3 separate regions of the Homo sapiens genome follow, and regions 1 and 3 are each linked to region 2. A link is a contact called in ENCODE Hi-C or POLR2A ChIA-PET data. All regions are on one chromosome and are shown on one strand. Each heading gives the region's core, a stretch centred on a gene start or an enhancer-like site at or near the end of the contact. The rest is flanking DNA. Distances are from core to core; before and after follow the strand shown.

What was found. A loop is a pair of places that touch in the nucleus more often than their neighbours do. ChIA-PET counts read pairs that join two places held with the same protein, here RNA polymerase II (POLR2A). Pooled maps may share reads with other maps.
Region 1: a loop to region 2 is called in a pooled map, with 4 times the contacts of the local background. The contact joins the enhancer-like site here to the promoter of ABITRAM in region 2. A Hi-C loop is called at or near these places in 2 of 50 pooled maps.
Region 3: a map of naive thymus-derived CD4-positive, alpha-beta T cell shows a loop between it and region 2 (6-fold over the local background). The contact joins the enhancer-like site here to the promoter of ABITRAM in region 2. A Hi-C loop is called at or near these places in 1 of 168 maps with a recorded cell type or tissue (naive thymus-derived CD4-positive, alpha-beta T cell) and 6 of 50 pooled maps. POLR2A ChIA-PET finds 5 or more read pairs at or near these places in 1 of 52 experiments (activated T-cell).

Annotation. Positions count from the first base shown.
Region 1 is chr9:107,258,707-107,263,812 of GRCh38, forward strand. No RefSeq gene overlaps it. Among named protein-coding and RNA genes, the nearest start is that of RAD23B, 22 kb to the right of the region's middle. RefSeq lists an enhancer at 1-241. Within about 2 kb of position 1,950, at least 3 of the 41 ENCODE cell types and tissues checked have a DNase peak (open chromatin) inside an H3K27ac peak, as active enhancers do.
Region 2 is chr9:108,932,324-108,936,795 of GRCh38, forward strand. It overlaps ABITRAM (actin binding transcription modulator), which reads left to right and starts at 2,077. Exons shown (of 6, transcript NM_017832.4): 1 at 2,077-2,242; 2 at 3,315-3,366; 3 at 3,985-4,114. The coding sequence starts at 2,164. It overlaps ELP1 (elongator acetyltransferase complex subunit 1), which reads right to left and starts at 1,801. Exons shown (of 37, transcript NM_003640.5): 1 at 1,541-1,801. RefSeq lists an enhancer at 1,044-1,273 and a silencer at 2,024-2,303.
Region 3 is chr9:110,141,368-110,146,507 of GRCh38, forward strand. All of the region lies in intron 8 of PALM2AKAP2 (PALM2 and AKAP2 fusion), which reads left to right. Among named protein-coding and RNA genes, the nearest start is that of C9orf152, 64 kb to the right of the region's middle. Within about 2 kb of position 2,749, at least 7 of the 41 ENCODE cell types and tissues checked have a DNase peak (open chromatin) inside an H3K27ac peak, as active enhancers do.

The DNA.
Region 1 (5,106 bases), core at 700-3,199, 1.7 Mb before region 2:
CTGCCTATTTATATGTCTATAAGCAGCACAAGAAAATCTCCATCTCTTTGTATCTTTACTTACATTGAGTATTGCCACATTAATACAAATCCTGGCCAATTAAATAAGTCAAAAACTGTATCCCTTTGATATTTGAACTGATTAGCAAGATAACAATAAAGAGTATTATCTTACTATGTTACATATGAAAGATTATTGCAATTAAAGTAGTTTTTGCTTTGTTTTTTAATAGATATATTATAGATATTGATGTTATTAAGCCTTTTTTTTTTTTTTTTTGAGACAGAGTCTCCCTCTTGTCTCCCAGGCTGGAGTGCAATGGCTCAATCTCAGCTCACTGCAACCTCCGCCTCCCGAGTTCAAGCGATTCACTGGCTAATTTTTTATATTTTAGTAGAGACAGGGTTTCATCACCATGTTGGCCAGGCTGGTCTGGAACTCCTGACCTCAGGTGATCCTCCTTCCTGGCCTCCCAAAGTGCTGAGATTATAGGTGTGAGCCACTGCACCCAGCTTAAGTCTTTTAACTTTATAATTTATTCCTTATTTTGTGCTCAGAAAGCCATTGCCTATCTTGAGATAAGGTAAATACTCACCTCTACTTCTTGCTAGTTGTTTAAAGGTTTCATTTTTCACACGTAAGTCCCTCATCTGTTTGGAATGATTTTAGTCTATGGTATAGGATATAAATCCAACTGATTTTTTTTTCATTTAATTAATGGTCCCAATATAATGTAACCAAGTAATCTTCCTTTTCTTTATTTGATTGTCACTTTCATCACATAATCTTTTTCAATATTCAATTTGTTCCATTTTGTCCCAGCATCACCTTGTTTGGCATTTTCCAACTTCATATGAAGGTTAAATATTTAATAAGGCATATTGCCTCAAATTATTTCCTTGTAAGTTCCATATGTGATAACTAATATGTTGTTATCACTCCTGTTGAGTTTGAATACTGGTGAAGTGGAATGCTTTTTTATTTTTTATTTTTTGTCTATTTATCTATTTGAGATAGGATCTCGCTCTGTCACCTAGGCTGGAGTGAAATCGGACGATCATAGCTCACTGCAGCCTCGACCTCACCGACTTAAGCGATCTTCCAGTCTCAGCCTTGGAGTGCTTTTTCTTTTCTTTTCTTTTCTTTTTTTTTTGAAGCGGAATCTCACTCTGTTGCCCAGGCTGCAGTGCATTGGCACGATCTTGGCTCACTGCAACCTCCACCTCCTGGATTCAAGCGATTCTCCTGCCTCAGCCTCCTGAGTAGGTGGGACTACACGTGTGTGCCACCACTCCTGACTAATTTTTGTGTTTTTAGTAGAGATAGGGTTTCACCATGTTGGCCAGCCTGGTCTTGAACTCCTGACCTCAATTGATCCACCCGCCTCAGCCTCCCAAAGTGCTGGGATTATAGGCGTGAGCCACCGTACCCAGACGGAGTGCATTTCCAAATGTGTATTTATTGACCACTTGTATTTTTCATTTGTTTGTTGTCTGTCCATATAATTTGGCAAGTTTAGGGCACTCAATTTTTTTTACTGATTTGTAATCACACTCTATTAATTGAACATAGCACATGGTTTATCTTTGTCTTTATTTTAATTTTTCATAGCTGGAATATTTGACCCACCTATAACTGGCCGAATTTCTGCATTAGGAACTTGCTATTATTGGAGCATCCATTCTTTTCCCACTGATTTGAAATGTCACTTTTATCGCCTTGTGTTTATAACTCTAAGATCAGGCTGCTGCCATTCATACACCACAAACCTCTTTACCACGGTTTTCTATAAGGTTGTGAGTGAACTGGAACAGTGGCCTTTAACACATGGTAAATGGCATATAAGTGATAGCTCTTATTATTGCACTGGCTAAAAGATCTCTCCCTTTGTGGTTTTGTTTGTTTCCACTTCCCCCTTTATTTGGTGAGAACAACAAGCTCAGTAAGGCTCAACCTTTGCTCTTTGAATCGGTTCAGTTACTCACCTCCCTAGAGGCAGTTTAGAAACTCCCTCGAGCAGAATAAATGAAGCTCTCCTAATTCTTTGTTTTGATGTTTCTGCCCACACCCACACTCCTGACACTGTCAAATATTCCAGCCTCTGACTTTGGGATCCTAAGAGATGCTGTGGGATTTAACTGCGGAGGTGACACATTCAATGTATAATGGTAACCTGAAGGGGCACTGATCCCACTGAACTCCTTAGCTCCCAGCTTAGGAACTGACTGTGGCAAATTTCAGTTAGCAAGTACATCTAGCACAGTGAAGGCTAGCAATTTCTGAAGTCCTTCAGTTCACTTCCCAGCCCCTAGTTCTGTGAATTGCCTCAGGGCTGGCTCCTAACAGCTGTGCCTGGGCTCTGAGCTTGGAATTTTCTTCTTTGAACTCATACAGAAAAATTTACGTGTTTTCTTTTTTTTCTGTCAATCTATTTCCAGATGCTTTATAGCTTTCAGAACTATAGCTGAGTACAATCTACCAAAAACGTAGTGGTTTAAAACAACAATTTATTATTATCTTATGAGCCTCTGTGTTGACTGAGTTTAGCTGAGCTGTTCTTCTGGTCTCACTTCTGGTCTCTCATGCAGTCATAGATAGCAGCTAGGACGGCAGTCCTCTGGAGGCTGTGCTGCATGGAGACATCCAAGATGACTTCTCTCACATGTCTAGCAACTTGATGCTTCTCCACATGGCCTGTCTCCTCATCCTTAGGGGTATCTCATCCTCCAGGGTTTCTACACATGACCACTTTCTACAGCGTGGTAGCTGGATGCATACATTATGGTCCGCTTTCATGAGTGCAAAAAAGGAAGGTGCCAGGACTTTTAAAGGCTTAAATCCAAAATGCTACAGCATCACTGTCACTGCATTTTATTGATTAAAGTCCACCTGCAATATGGGAGGAGACTACACAGAGGAATAAGTACCAACAAGCGTGGTTCACTGGGATCATTTTTGTATAACTATCACATCACTTTGTTTTGGTTTCCAAAGCTGTTGTGTTTTGGGACGTTTTTTGAAATTACTTCAAAAAGATTTAGAGGAGAAAAAAATGAACTCAGTTTTAATTCACCATCTTAAAGTGGGAATCCAGTATTTGTTTTGAAAATGGCTGTAGAAATTATTTTTTGGTATTTGTGTTATTCTCTTTTTACTATGTGCATTGTGTAATACAACATATACAATAATCTCATTTTCTAATCCTGTCAACATCACTTAATTGAAAAAATATGGTTTTCTTTGAAAATAAAATCTCTCAGAATAAGAATATATTCAATTCTTTAATTCAATAAACATTTAAAAAAATCCCTTATATGCTGGGTCCTATAATCAAGGTACAGAGTGACTAATATTTTCAATTTGATTCAATGATCAGTAATCATAAAGCATTCTTTTTTTTAAAAGTACATTAAGCTCTTATTAAATTTATGGAACTATAGGGGTATAAAGGATTTTAAGGCAGTGTTGTCCTCAGGGAGCCTTAAAATAGGAATAGTTATTAAATGTAATAAAAATGAACATGTTGTGCACACACAAAAGACATTCTTGGGCCCTTATCTAACACCACATACAAAAATTAATTCAATATGGATCAAAGACCTAAAGATCTAAAACTAAAAAACTTTTAGACAAAAACATAGCATAAAGATTCATGACATTGGCTTTGACAATGATTTCTCAGATATGAACAAAAACCACAGACAACAAAGAAAAAAAATAAATTGGACTTCAAAATTTTTGAAATTTGGACATCAAAGGACACTGTCACCAGAGTAAAAAAGCAACTCAAAGAATGGACTAAAGTATTTGAAAAATCACATATCTGATAAGGGAGTAATATTCAAAATATAGGAAGTTGTAAAACTCAACAACAAAAAAATAAACAATTTAAAAATGAGCTAAGGACTTGAATAGATATTTCTCCAAAGAAAATGTACAAATAACCAATAAGCACATGAAAAGATGCTCAACATCACTCATCATTGGGAAAATGCAACCCAAAGCTACAATAAGATACCACCTTACACCATCAGGATGACTATTATTATTATTATTATTTTGAGACAAAGTCTCCCTCTGTTGCCCAAGCTGGAGTGCAATGGCGCAATCTCAGCTCACTGCAACCTCCGCCTCCCAGATTCAAGCGATTCTCCTACATCAGCTTCCCAAGTAGCTGGGATTACAGGTGCCTGCCACCACGCCCAACTAATTTTTGTATTTTTAGTAGAGACGGAGTTTCACCATGCTGGCCAAGCTGGTCTTGAACTCCTGACATCAGGTGATCCGCCACCTTGGCCTCCCAAAGTGCTGGGATAAAATAGAAAACAAGTGTTAGTGAGAATGTGGAGAAATCAGGACCTTTATGCGTTGACGGTGAGAATGTAAAATGGTATAGCCACTATGGAAAACAGTATGGCAGTTGCTCAAAAAATTAAACATAGAATTATTATTTGATCTAGCAATTCTACTTCTGGGTATATACACAAAAAGATTAAAAGTAAAGATTTCAATAGATATTTGTAGATCCATGTTTACAGCATTGTTATAATCATCATCATTATCATCATCATTGCTACTTATGAGACTAAAGAATCTGGTGATTTCGGGGGTTTTTTGTTTGTTTTTTGTTTTTTTCTTCTAAATACAGGGTCTCACTATGTTGCCCAGGCTGGATTCAAACTCCCAGGCTCGAGCAATCTTCCTGCCTCAGCCACACAGGTAGCTAGGACTACAGGCATGCCCTCACTGCTCCTGGCCACAACAGCATTACTCACAGCCAAAAGGTGGAAATAACTCAAATGTTCATGAACAGATAAATAGATAAATAAAATCTGGCATATTCTCACAGTGGAATATTACTCAATCTTAAAAGGAATGAAATTCTGATACATGCTACAACATGGATGAAACTTGAAGACATGCTAAATGAAATAAGCCAGACACAAAAAGACAAATATTATATGACTCCATTTCTATGAGGTACCTAAAGTAGTCAAATTCAAAGAAAGTAGTACAGTGTTTACCAGGGCTGGGGAGAGGGAGAAATGGGGAGCTATCATTTACTGGGTAAGTACATTCACACTTACGTGCAACCAACGCCATGTG
Region 2 (4,472 bases), core at 827-3,326:
ACCTCTAACATATCATGCAGGTTTTTTTGTTTTTTGAGACGGAGTTTCGCTCTTATTGCCCAGGCTGGGGTGCAATGGCGCGATCTCGGCTCACCGCAACATCTGCCTCCCGGGTTCAAGCGATTCTCCTGCCTCAGCCTCCGGAGTAGCTGGGATTACAGGCGCCCGGCACCATGCCCAGTTAATTTTTGTATTTTTAGTAGAGACAGGGTTTCACCATGTTGGCCAGGCTGTTCTTGAACTCCTAACCTCAAGTGATCCACCCGCCTCTGCCTCCCAAAGTGCTGGGATTACAGGCCTGAGCCACCGTGCCTGGCTGCGTTTTTCATCTTTAAACATCATAAAAACGCCTCAAAACTAGTTTCTCTGAAATTTCACACCCATCAGCCTTATTCCCTTATCTTCTCGGAGGAAGACTTCCCTCCACTTCTTTCCAGGCTAGGAAAGGAATATCCTCCATATTGCCACAGGACCTAGGCCTATTAGTACTCTTTCTTGGACATCTGCAACCTCCAACCTTCCTGCCTCCACTGATTCAAACTCTTCGCAGTTCTTAAATGTGCTAAAGATCCCTCCACACCAAAGGTCAATCGTGGATTCTCTCTTAATTTCCTGATAACTGCTTCATTTTCTTCCCTTGCTCCTTCGACTATCCACCTCTTGGCTAGACATCACATGCATGATTACATATACCAGGTAGATCACCAATACGCTGATTAGGCCTAAATGCCTAGCCCTGACTGAATTAGCCCAAACTTACCACTAAACCCACATTTTCAACCTCCTGATAGAATCACAAGCATGTCTCACATGCACATCAAATGCGACCTGGAAAGCAAAGAACTTGCTATTCTTCCCCCAAATGACAGTTCCCACTATTTGGGGACAGACCATTTCTACTCTATGTCCCCAAGCTGAAAAACTGTCTTTGCTGCCTTTTTGCTTACTCTTCATACGGATCTATTCATTGATTAGTTCCGTGGCTGTCAATATACAGTTGAATTCTTTACGATCCGGTTTGTGGCCTACATCCAACACCGACTGAGCACTTGCTAAGTACTGGGATCTGAAGATTACTCAGCCACTGTCTCCACGGAGATCATCGTTAACGGGAGAGAAAGCCACGTAAAACACCACGTTAGATGGAGAAGCACAGAGGACACCACCTCCACGAAAAAGTCTCACACGCGAGAAAGGACCCGCACCACAGCACCCGAGCCTCTATTAACCGCCGCCTTCCATCGTGAATTAATACTCTCGCTTTCAGCGTTATTATCAACCCCCTGCAAGCAATCAAGAGGCTGGGTTAAGTCCGGCTGGAGGGGCAGCAGGCATCCCTGGGCTGTCGCGCCTCCCAGCGCCCCCGATGGAGCAGGTGGCAAGGCTGCAAAAAGAATTTAAGGCTCTAGGAAAGAGGTGGTGCAGCCCGCACTCCAGTCCCCGGCCCGCAGCAGGCAGAGGAGGCTCCGGGTCTCCTTCACCCGGACACCGCCGGCGGAGAGGTCCACTCCCGTGCCCCTACCCTGGATGGATCGCTTACCTGAGGACCCCCAAACAGAGGTGCGTCCGGCCTCGCCTCCCCAGCCACGCGCAGCCGGCTACCCAGAGTCAGCTCCCACAGTCCGCACCCAGAGTCGGCTCCGAATTGCGCACGCGTCTCTGTCCGCGGCTCCCGCTCTCTCTCCGACGGCACTAGGCCTCCAAGGATGGAGGCGCCCTCCAGGGGAAAACGCTGAAGCGCTGCAAAGAAGCCAGCGACTCAATGGGTGCGTCAACTAGGCAGCCGCAGCACTGGGAGTGCGGCGCGGGAGTGACGTCACCAGGCGGAGGGGGCGAGGCCGGGCCCGCTTCTGGTCACTTACGGCGGCCGGCCTTCTTTGTAGGCCTGGCACCGTAGAGGTAGAGGAGCTACATTGGCCGCGTCCCCTGTCCCTCTGCCCTCTTGCCCATCTGCCCAAACTTTTGTATTTGATCTCTGTTTTGATGTCGAACCCCAAAGCACTGTAATTGGGGGGGGCGGGGGGGGGGGTGGAACCTGCGGACCTGAGAGCAGCGCGCGTGCGCACGACACGCGCTGTGCGCCGGAAGAGCACGCCCAGTCCGGGCTGCGCGGAGGAAGCGCTGGGGTCCCGGAGGGCGGGGGTGGCGGCGCCGGAGGTCGCCATGGCTACCGAGCCCGAAGCCGCGGAGCCGGTGGTGCCTTCGCTCGTGGATCGATACTTCACTCGCTGGTACAAACCGGGTAAGTGCGGAGTGATGTTGATCCCTCCTTGGCCGCACTGGCCTAATGCTGTGTAGACTATGTTGACAGATCATAAGCCACGCGCGCTCTCCCTGGCTCTCCGTCCCCACGTCAGAAGGCACTGGACTTCTGTGTTCCGTCTAGCCCCAGGGAATGGCATTTGCAAAGACCTGGTGGCCTGAAATACTTCAGGGCGCATTCTGGGGCCGGCGATTGCAGTGCGAGCTCTAGGGTGTTGCTCGCAGTAAGATGAGTACTCTAAACGGAGGCCCCAAAGGTAGGCGGAGGGCTAGGTTGCAACAGTCCTTAAGTGCCTGGAGGGATTGAGGGGCTCACTCTCACAGGGAGTAGCGATACATAAAATTATTTAAATGATCAGATCGAAACTAAGGTAGAGGCAGTAGGGATGGCGAGAAGAGGGTGGGTTAGATTAGAGACATTTAGAAAGAAGAAGAATCTATACATTTACCTTAAGAGACGCCATCTGCCACTTAGAAGTAGGTATTCTTTTTGTACTGTTTTGTGTAAGCAGAACCAGTGGTGGGAGCATCGTTGGGGACTCTCCTTTCTTCCTTTCATTCAGTGATAATGGTTATACTCAGTTTAAAAAATATATATTGTAGCATATTTTCTGTTGGCCAAACATAGGGTGACCAACCTGTCCTAGTTCACCCATGACTGAGGGGTTTCCCAGAATGTCGGACTTGCACCAACATCAGGACAGTCCTGGAAACCACCAACAAAAAATATATATCATAAAGAACGGGATGCTAATTGCATTTTCCTAGCAAAAATACTACGTGTACTCATTTTGAAGTGAGTGTAAAGTAAGATGGAGCAAGGAGTTAATTACCTTAATGTTGAATAAATTATTCTATCTGGGCCAGATCTCTTTAAATACTTTCTAGGAAACCTTTAGGTATGTCTTTTTGAGTAATGAAGGGATACCCGTGATCAGCATGCAGCATGTATGTGTCCAGTCTTCATTATCAACTATATGACCCAAAGAAAGTACCACATAGTGGTAGTAAATATTGATTTCAGCCACCAACAGACTCATGTATTCTTCTAGATGTCAAAGGAAAATTTTGTGAGGACCACTGTATACTACAGCACTCTAACCGGTAAGCAAATTGGGAATTTTAAATTATCAAAAATTTTTTTTTCCTGGTATTGTAGCCTGGTATGGTCTTGTGGTCTTGGATTGAACAAATGTTCACTAAACAAACATGCATTAATTATCTTCTACTGTGTTGAAATGGTATTATTATAGGAGTTTGTTTGGCAAGAATGAGTATTCCAGTGCCTGGCCACTCTGAACATATAAATTTGATTACTCAAACATCCAAATGGAGGACCACATCATCAGCTGCTACTTGAAGTGGCCAGTCTGTGCCCAACTACTGAACTGTTCAGAGCCCACAGAAAGGGCTACGGTAGAGACATGTATGGTATCTCGTATACACAGGCATGCCTTATTTCTTTGTCTTCTACCCCAGTGCTACCTACCTAAAGACCTCTGGTACTCTTCCCTTTCCTGGGAAAGAAATTCAATCTTGTTTTCTCTTTTATTATTGTATTCTCTATTCTACAGTTATGCCCCAATAGTAGCCAAAGGAAAAAGGGGGAAGATGATAGTTTGACTAAACAAATACCAGTTCATACATTCTTGTTCCAATAGGAGTTATGGGAGGAAAAATTATTCCAAGCAATCACACAGGATCAACTTTTTCTCCTTGTAGAATATGTGTCATCACATTGGCAGAATCTCATCCAGTTCTTCAAAGTGGAAAAACAATTAAAAGCATTTCCTATCAGATCAGTACCAACTGTAGCAGACTTCAGAACAAGGTCTCTGGGAAATTTAAGCGGGTATGTTCCTGTAATTCTGTGATTATCTACTTACATCCTCTATATTCATGGTAATGACAGATCCAATGAACCTTAGAATCCAGTAGCATATGCTTAGCATACTTCTCTAGCAGTTTGAGGTGCTAATTTTAGGTATACTTTCACCTAAAGAAATTCTCAGCTCCCCCAAATTAGGTATCTCAGGAGGTGTAGTATCTGTTATATTAGGTTCTGTGCTACTATCCCTATAATGCCCAGGATGGAGGAGGGGGAAGGCAGGCCTTTGAAAGGAGAACTCTAATAGCAATATAACAAGATATTTTGTCCCTTCTAGTTGTATTAAACTAGTATGTCGAGTTCTGTAAAATTTAGGTGACTA
Region 3 (5,140 bases), core at 1,499-3,998, 1.2 Mb after region 2:
TACAATCATGATAATGATATGCATACATGTCATTCCTTCATGTTTATCTCTAGAACATTTAAAGCAGGCACCCGGGCTTCCCAGAATTACAACATGAGTTGAAAGAAACGGAATGTAAAATACAATTTTCTTCCTGTTCATGCCTGGAAATCTTTGGAGTATTGCTTGGCTGGCCAACCTCCAAGTTCATGATCGGGGAGAAGGCTGACACGTGACTCTGAGCAGCCAAACTAGACAATTCATGGCTAGGGTCAGAACTCCTGGCTTCAGTGGTTTTGTGAATGGAGGTGTTACCAAGTTCCTGCGGCACATTTCATATTTCATGCCAGAAGAAGTGACTCCACTAGTTTGTTGTGTGACTCAGATTGATGATTGGATACTAGGTGATGAAAAATATAATTTTTAACTTCTCTGGTAGAAATCATGCTGGTGGCATGCTGGAATCCTAAAACCTTAAAGCAAATAAAATCCACTGAGAGCCAAGATGTGGTAAGGAAGGAGAAATCTTCTAATTCTTTCCATACAAAAGTTATCTAGACAGAAACCCCATCCCCCTGGTGTGGAAATGCTATTTGTTTTTGCTTTTAGTGCTTTTGCTTTTAAAAGATGGACAATGAATGATAGAAGTTCTGTTTTGAAAAGGATATAGTCATTGTTAATGACCGGGTATCTAGAAATTATCTTGTTGGTTCTTATTTTACTTTTTTTTTTTTTTTTTTTTTGAGGCAGAGTCTTGCTCTGTCTCCCAGGCTGGAGTGCAATGGGGCAAACTCGGCTCACTGCAACCTCCACCTCCCAGGTTCAAGTGATTCTCCTGCCTCAGCCTCCTGAATAGCTGGGATTACAGGTGTCCATCACCATGCCCAGCTAAATTTTTTGTTTGTTTGTTTTTTGTATTTTTAGTAGAGACAGAGTTTCATCATGTTGGCCAGGCTGGTCTCCAACTCCTGATCCGCCTCAGGTGATCCGCCCGCCTTGGCCTCCCAAAGTGCTAGGATTACAGGCATGAGCCACTGCACCTGGCCCTTATTTGACTTTTAAAGGAAGAAGCTCCACTTAAATAGAATTTGAGTGACATTTGTTTATACAGAGGTGAATAAAAATGTATAGTCCCTGCTCTCAGGGAACTTAATGGTTCAGTAAGAGAAACAACATTAAACAAATGAGGCAATTTTATGACAGAGAAGCACAGAGACCTGTAGGAGCACAAACAAGGAAGACCATATCATTTGGAGGATAAAGAAAGTCTTCCTTCCTTAGGAAATTACTGTCTAAGCTGAGAACTGAAGGGGTAAAGTTGGGCTCAGGGTGTAGGGGAGAAGGAAGGGCACCTAAGAGAGGCTCAAAAGGAATAGAGAACTTGGCACATTTGAGATATTTAAGAGTAAGTTAATGGAAGAGATTTAAAACAAAACAGAAATAGATTTGGAGCCAGACAACCAAGAGCTCTATCAATCATGTTAAGGGTTGTAGACTTTAGAGTTTACCCTATGGTCAGTGAGAAGCCAGTGAGAGTTTTTAAAGGAGTAATTATCTGAACACAACCCCAAGCTGTCCTGCCTTCACTGTGAGTTGATGGACTAAATGTCTTCCTATTGTAATGCATCCATTTCATAGGCTTGGATTGAGCTCTTCCTGCTTATGAGCACTTCCGAAGGCAGGCGCCATCTTGGTGAACACCCTGTATGTTATGTGAGGGGCCATGCTCCCAATAGTGTGTGCATGTGTGCCCTCTGCTGATGGCACTTAGAATTAGAGACTAAAAGGAAGAAGGCCAGGGGTGGTGGTGCATGCCTGTAATCCCAGCACTTTTGGAGGTGGAGGCAAGAGGATTGCTTAAGTTTGAGACAAGCCTGGGCAACATAGCAAGTCCCCATCTCTTAAAAAAAAAAAAAAAAAGAAAAATTACCTGAGTGTGGTGACACATGCCTGTTGTCCCAGCTACTTGGGAAGCTGAGGCAAGAAGTTTGCTTGAGCCCAGGTGTTCAAGGCTGCAGTGAGCTGTGATCGAACCATTGTACTCCAGGCTGGGCAGCAAAGTGCCAAAAAAAAAAAAAAAAAAAAAGGAGAGAGAGAGAATAAAGGAAGCACCTTTGCAGGTACATGAGCCTGATTTGAAGGGGTAACTCACACAGTGCTGTAAAACACCCTTGAGGAAAGAATTAGGGGGTGGGATATCCAAACATTGTATTGAAGTTGCAGTTCAAGACCTTTTCAAATGTCTTTTCATATTGGGGTTGCCAACAGTTCTCACTTTAGTATCTGTGTCTATTATTAGATATCCTGGTTTCACTTCCAAGTTCTAAGTATGCCAGAGAAACCCAGTTAGGTGATGATTTGTTTGGTTTTTTGAGAGTTTCTGTTTTCATGCCAGATGTTGAATTTATTTACCAAGTCAGATCATTCACCCCGTGAGACCTACATTATGGAGAGTGGCAAAAGAGAAGGTGTAGTTTGCTATTAAGTTCCATAACTTGGGGTATCTGTTCATGTCTTCTAATTTGTGGAAAGATGTGATAGTTATAAATGTTACTTTTGTAAGCTGTACAGGAAGTGTTGACTTCTGCTGCTGTCTGTTTAGATAAGATTAGACATGAGGTGATCATTACATTATTATAAAGATTCTTAACTGGGTCTCTGTTCTTTCCCCTTCATTATCTGCAAATATCACAAAGGAAAGTCTTAGGAAAAATATGTTTGCGACTGTCCACACATTCTTCATGAAGCAGAGCTTGGTGGAGTGTGCCATGCTAAATTAGAGCCACATGAGGCACAGTTTCATTTGAGGTGCCCTCATTGCTCCATGGGGGAAGTCCCTGTGTCAGCATCTGACAGAAGGATTGATGATGAGAGAGCTCTCCATCAGTAGTACACAGTGCCTCTCTTTCCTGCAAGGCAGGCACCAACTGTGCAGCTTGTAGGAGCCCTTCTGGCTGTGTGAAGCTAGCTAAAGCTTATTGTGGAGTGTCCACAGATGGTTATTGTCCACCACCATATTTCTAGAACATTCTCTGGTTACAAAAGTCTAATCATGGTAGTTACAATTTATCAAGGCCTTAAAGCTGCATATAATACTAGTTATTTCACACTTGTCATTTCTTATTTTCTCACTGAATCCTCCCAACAGCCCTCTAAGATACAAATTACCTCAACTCTTGAGGCCGGATATATTTCTAGATTCAGACTTTTTCTGATTTTAGAGAATTTATAAAGTATATACTATTATTTAGAAAAGTAATACAATGAACATACTATTATTTAACACAACTGGCAGGTTCTGGGTCAACACCCTGTGATCAAATTAAATTTCTACTCTAAAACTTGAGAAGAAGAATTAGTTACATTAAGTGGGTAAAGACTAGGAGACCTTCATGTCAGCTCATGTCAGGTTTTGCTGCCAAATAAGTTATGAAAAATCTTTCTTTTCAGAGTTTTTTGGATTTGGGAATTATATATGAAGAGTTGTGGACCTGTAATAATATTCTTTTTCAAAGAATTACTACTAGAGCCCAGAGAGATTAAGTTGCCCAAGGTCACTCAGCTTGAAAATGGGAGAGCCTGGTTTCAAACTCAGGCTCTCATTTGTCTCCAAAATCCATCTTCTTTCCCCTACCTTCTCCTTCCCATTTGTTGAGCCTGCTCTATGAGGTATACAGTAATAGCTTCTCTCTCCAACCTGTAGCTCAGGTTCCCTCTACCCTTTCCCAATCTTATGCCCAACCCCTGCATTTTCCTGGGTCCTTCTTGATCCTCCTTTTAGGAGCCACTGTGGCTCTGCAATCCTTCTTTTGCGGTGGCCTGGGTGTATAAATTTGACTCTCAGGGGCCATGAAACAGTGCTTCCCTAGTGACCCAGGATGATTCCTTTCTGCTTTCAGAACTCAATTCCAATGCCCCAAATTACAGTAGGCAAAAGCACTCGGGCTGTCCAAAGATCTGAGCGGATAGCCAAGGGACTAACTTAGTCCACATCAGCCATCTAGCCTAGCTGCTCTTGTGAGTTCTTTTTGAAAGTTATTTCCCAGGAAGAAGCTCTGCCATTTACTCCAGAAACAGGTTCATTCCTTGAAAACTTCGAAAGAACTGGGTACTCAAGCAAGGAAGAAATTTTTAAATTTGAGGATGAGCAGGGATAAGTGTTCATTATTCTGTTAACTAAACATGAACATTTTTGGTGTACTAGGGTCAAAGTCAACTAAGTTAGTTGACTGGTGATCATTGAGCACCATGACTACGTACTGTTCTCCTTGCCTTTTAAAAATTGATCTTTCTGCCTTGGCCCAGACTTCCCTGTGTTCTCTTTATCTAAATCCAGCAAGTATGTTTTCTTGAAAAATGCATGCCATTTGGAAAGGAATTGGTAAGAAAAGACTATGTTGAAGCTATGTTTGGCAAGGGGTGAAGGTGTGCAATGAAATCAGGACTTTTCAAAGTATAGAATTCCACATTCTCTTTAGATATTACCCTTAAAGGCTTGGAAAAGACAACTGCCATGGTTAAACCTGCCTGTCAGCCTCACTCTTCTTTTTTTTTTTTTTTTTTTTTTTTTGAGATGGAGTCTCGTTCTGTCGCCCAGTCTGGAGTGCAGTGGCGCTATCTCGGCTCACTGCAAGCTCTGCCTCCCAGGTTCACGCCATTCTCCTGCCTCAGCCTCCCGAGTAGCTGGGACTACAGGTGCCCACCACCGCGTCCAGCTAATTTTTTGTATTTTTAGTAGAGATGGGGTTTCACCGTGTTAGCCAGGATGGTCTCAATCTCCTGACCTTGTTATCCACCTGCCTCGGCCTCCCAAAGTGCTGGGATTTGGGATTACAGGCGTGAGCCACCGCGTGCAGCCCAGCCTCACTCTTGAGATCCTATGGGCCCAGAAGTCTTTATTCTGTGACAAGCCTGCAGTTACAGCTTCTGGGCAGCAGAACTTTGGAAAAAGCAGAACGTTCCCCACCAGCTGAATTCCCTGGTACAAGCAGGTTCTGCTGTTCCTGCTGATTGTGCTGGGTCTTCAGATAGATCCGTGTGTCTGGGTTGGCTCCTGCTGGTGCTGGGCCACCATGTGATGTCCTCATTGCCTACTTCTGCATGGCCTCTCCATGCTGCAAGTTAGTTAGGGGAGCATCTTATGAGGAATCAGACTCAGCCA